Regions from separate parts of the Homo sapiens genome. Here region 2 is linked to region 1. A link is an interaction called in ENCODE POLR2A ChIA-PET data of the cell type or tissue named here. Cell type or tissue: MCF 10A. All regions are shown on one strand.

The links. ChIA-PET counts read pairs that join two places held together with the same protein. Peaks named below come from ENCODE experiments on the same cell type or tissue, not always from the same donor. Only the 100,000 strongest peaks of a DNase experiment are listed, where the experiment ranks them.
Region 2: POLR2A ChIA-PET joins it to region 1 with 6 read pairs; 1 of 35 experiments calls an interaction of 5 or more read pairs at or near these places.

What each region holds. Positions count from the first base shown.
Region 1 is chr6:9,481,179-9,483,678 of GRCh38, reverse strand. No RefSeq gene overlaps it. Among named protein-coding and RNA genes, the nearest start is that of HULC, 830 kb to the right of the region's middle. In MCF 10A, no CTCF peak of the experiment used is centred here; a DNase peak (open chromatin) is centred at 1,428.
Region 2 is chr6:9,404,399-9,406,898 of GRCh38, reverse strand. No RefSeq gene overlaps it. Among named protein-coding and RNA genes, the nearest start is that of HULC, 750 kb to the right of the region's middle. RefSeq lists an enhancer at 882-2,081. In MCF 10A, no CTCF peak of the experiment used is centred here; a DNase peak (open chromatin) is centred at 1,328.

The DNA.
Region 1 (2,500 bases):
ATCCATTCTGCTGCCACAATTGGTAGTATGTGAGAAGAGGGCATAGCATGGTCACATTTGGCTGCCATGAATAAGTCTGGCTTAAATTCCTTGTCTAAGGAAATCACCTTGAGCAAAATGCATGAATATGTCTGGCACAAAAAAATTATAGAAAAGAAAACTAGAAACAATTGTCTTTTAGCTCATAACATTATCCAATACTACAACCTTGTTCCTTAATTAAAGTTGCCAGTGTTCAGAACAATTATAACAGAATTATTATAACAATTATAATAGATAATTGATGTATTTAGCACTCAATGGATTCCATTATTCAGTGCCTTAAGCTACCAACTGGGACATGGGACAGTTCATCGGATAATTTTGGTTATCTCCATTCAGCTGTGTGGATGTTAGGGGTCAGAATAAGTGAAACAGTTTGGCTCATCTAGAGTTTAGAATTTTTTTTTAATTCTGTAAGTTTCACTTCTAAGAATCCTTTTCCAGTAACTTTATGTAACTTATGAAAAATTGCTAGAAAACTACTAAAATCAGGATTAAAATACTTACATGATTATTAAAAGTAATGATCCTTTATGTAATTAAGCACCTTCATCGCTGTGTATTGACACCATCCAATAGAATGTATTGCTTTACTTTGTTTAAATAATACAGTTAATACAGATTCTTTATGTAGCACATGTGAAACACAAGACACATCAAAGATGCTCTAAATAAATCTGCTTTCTCACACTTCTGAGTCATGTCAAATTGGATAAAGTGAGAATGAGACTGTATAATTCATTGTGCAAACTGGTTCAATTTCAGAGTGAAATTGATAATGACTTCAGGAAAATCACATACACTAGGACTGTTTGAGGCAAATGAGGCCAGTTCTAGGAAAGCTAGAACTTTCTTCCAAAACATGTATAGTTTTCCCCTTTTCCTCCTTGTCATGTCTTTTTGATGATGCAGGCTACATTTGTACTTAGAATTTTCTCAAGTTATGTTGATGATTCTGTGCTATTTTCTTCATCCCCTGTGATAAAAATCAAGCATTAATAGGTGGCTGGTGGGGATTCGGGTTATAGACTGTGACAGCGTGAGTGCCTGCAGCCCAAGCAGCAATCACACTCTCAACCTCATTGTCAGTTGCAACTGACTCTCATTAAACGAACTAACTGTTCACTCTAGCAGCACTTCACAACTTTACATGATATTTTATGATTAAGCTTCTCTAAACACAGCTACGTATTGTAACCTCCAACTTTAAAGGGAGACACAGGGAGAAGTTGATGTTATACTGAATAAAAGCCAAAAAGTCTATGAGCTTTGTTTTTCTTTTCTAGAAGCTTTGTTACCAAAGCTTCTAGATCTCTATGCAAAGACTTCCACTGGGTCCTGAACACCAAATGTCAATGAGTCATGATGACTAATACTAGGTGGTGTTTATGCTTTGGCCTCTTTGCTGTATCCTGTAGGCTGGCAGAAATCAGGCCAACTGAGTAATTGCTATAATGCATTCCCTTTTCATAATATCTGCACTGAATCTTTGTTGCTTCGCACTTCAGTTTGCATTCCAGCATTCTTTCATGCCAAGCCTGGTGATTACTTTGAGTCCCTGAGCTACAGGCATAATTATCTCTCAAGAAGACATTGGGGACTCTTGAGAGGAAGCCCGAGGAAGATGGAGAGAAGAATACTAGATGAAGGATTAAGGTATTTCTTAGGTGGAGTAAGTAGCAGTGGGGAAGAGGAGTAGGTGATGTTCATTTGCCAAGTATTTAGAGAGTCGGGGACCTGATACTTAAGCTTTAATGTTGACCAGAGGTATGGTCAACAGAGCTATTTAAAAAGTTAAATAGCTGAATATCTCTCTATTCATGGCCTAGAGAAGCTTTGTTATTTAGATTTAGATGTTACTTTGTTTTAATTCAATTACAAATGATCATGTTTGTCGATCAGTTTACTCATGATTTGTCCTAGTTTTGAGGGAAGATCAGATTCCCAGATGTCCTCAAAGATCGCTTTCACTGATAACAGTGAGCAATTATGCTATCCCTAAAACTTCCATAAGGAGTACTCTATGGCCTTTGAAACCACATCATTGACTAAGTGAAACAATAGAGTTTCTGTAGCCCAAGAGAGCAAAGCAGAGTTCATTTAGCTACAAACGACCATTGAATGGCACTAGAGATAAAGAAAAAAGTATATCACACGAAAAATAAATAAATAAATGATAAGATGTTAGGTCAGTATGATTTCATGATCATTGCAGAAAAGTAAACAAAAACCGTTTGATTATTTACATTTCTGGCTTGCTTCAGTAATGTGTCATCTAGTCCCAGTTCTGTTTATAGGAAACATTGCTTTTGTAATAACATGCTTATAATGAACAATAAAATCCATGAAAAAGGATTTCATTGCAGAATAAACTTGTAGATTCAATACCCTCAGAAGCATTCTCCGCAATAGCATCTCAGAAACAAAATTATGCTGGGTTTTTTAACAAGCCACTTAA
Region 2 (2,500 bases), 77 kb after region 1:
CCCATGTGATATGGGATCAGCATGGGCTTCATGACAAAAAGAACTTCTCATAATCCTTCATGTCTATTCTGATGACAATAGATAATTACGTTGAATTCTCACGTGCAACAACACTTACAAACCACTTTTCAGAATGTGGTTTTGTAAGTAAATCCTGAAATTCCTTAACGAAATGCAAATGGGGAGCAGGATTTGAAGATTCAGCATCATTTTACAATTTCGAATAAAGAAGTATTTTTGTAGGGAGATGATAAGTGTACATATCAGTATATGTGTACATATATACACATTTATATCTACATTTAGAGAAAGTTAAATATGCAATATATAACTTTCTATATTTACACACATATGCACACACACATATATACATGTTATTTAGTGATCATTTGCTACATATAAAAACATTGACTTTGAATACTTAGAATAAAAAATATTATTATTATCATTACCTACCATTAATTCAGTGCTTTTGGTGGGTAAAATCTATTCAGTTCAACACCTACGTTTTATTTCTAAGCATTATGTTTGGTGCATGGCATTGCAGACTTTATAAAAGTACCACAGGCAGATAATTTAAAAATCATATTATAATATTTTCAGTTGTTTTGTTACTCTTCATTGATGTTGCTGCAGATAACTTTCTTTAAATCATGTCTTACATGGGTAATCCTATCTAAAACTGATGAAAGCAAAGTTTCCACATTTGAAGAGAGGTCAGACTCAGAATTCCATTTACTTCTCTCTGTCATTGTCACATGCTATGGAGCCTGAACGAAATGAACAACTCAGCACAGTTTGAAAATCACCGTAATACCATCAACTTAATGATGACGCTATCATGATGACGTTTAAAGACGCTGAAAGAGAACAGGAAAATAAGATATTTAGTCTAAACAAAGGTTTCCATGGACACTGCCCAGTGGAGATGATTATCTCATTGGAGTGGGAGTGGGAGTTAACCTGAAGCGTAAATGGAGGTTTTTATCGAAGGCCAACAGAACAATAGGAGGAAAGGTATGGAAGGATGAAACACATGGGGGCAGGAAATGATCAGAGCATTAAACAGGTGATGGAAGGTAGCAAAACATGAAAGAAGAGGGGGTTAATTTGGGATCAAGGATGGTATTGAACACAATACTAAATAATTAAACTGTAGCCTGTAGGAATGGGTGCTATGATGAATATTTTTAGGCAGCGATACGGCTGCAACGCGGAGAATTAATTTAATGGGGTTAAGAGAAGACAGGTGAGCTGGATGCTTCCGTGCATATCAGAAGCTCTGAGGTCTGCATCCCTCCCTTAAAATCCCTAAGGTATGAGTCATTAAGCCACTCCTGCTGGGTTTAGTGACTAAGAAAGAGTCAGTAAACCTCTCCAAGTGCGGACATCCAGAAATAGCTCATTTGTTTATTCATTCAATTAAAATCCAATTATTCTTTTGTTCATTAAAGGAACATTTACCTAGTAGCCATGATGCACCATTTTGGTAGTCTCTGGGTCATGGACCATTGCAAGGTTTAATCTGAACAGCAGGGTACCTTTTTATCATACGGATTAATATTACCGGATACTTTTTAATAATTTCTGGCCACTGCGTGCAGAAGGTTGTAAGTGGGGTAGGCAGCCCTGGAAGTTTCTTTAGGTTGAATCCTGTTGCACCTCCAGGAACCACGTGAAAGGACTCTAGCATTCGCTCACTCCCCAGTTTTCTTTGAATGGACAGTGCTGACCACTTCTGGCACCTCCTCCCCTCTCTTATTCTCCCAGCGTTTGACATTAGTGCTCATTTTACTGTTTTCATCTTTTATGCCGAGGTTTCTCAACCACTACTAGCATTTGAGGCTGAATAATTGTTGGGCTGGGGCTGTTCTGTGCGTTGCAGGATGCTTGGCAGCATCCCTAGCTTCTACTCATTAGATGCCAGGAATCCACTCCTCCCCATCAGTCCCCCAGTCGCGGCAATCAAAAACAATCCCAGACATTGCCAAATGTTCCCTGGAGGAGAGAAAGGAACCACCTCTGATTAAGGACAGTGATATTTCCTATAAAACACGATTCAAGGTTTTCCTCCACTTACATGACCTAAGGTCATTGTAGGTAAACACCTATTCTCATTCATTGTAACTTTTATCTATCTACCTCCCAGGAGGAGCACACGCTAGCCACAAGTAGGATTTGTGCATAATCCCTTTACAACACATACACTGCCATGGCTATGAAAGTCCTTTTAAAAAATCATTTCATTGGAAACCAGAGAAGAGTGAGCTAGTCTCTTGAATCAAATCACATAATGTGGCTATATTCTTGTAACTAGTATGTGGCTGACCTTGAACCGCCCCATAAGTGAATCAAGATGCTGTAGTTTGCCATGTGTCAACGAGTTGTTATCATCAGTAAACAGGACGACAGCATGTCTGAGACTCTACAGATTATGGAAGAGCTCTTTTTTTTTTTTTTTTTTTTTGTCCTTTGTTAACAAACCCAAAGTTAGGCAAAT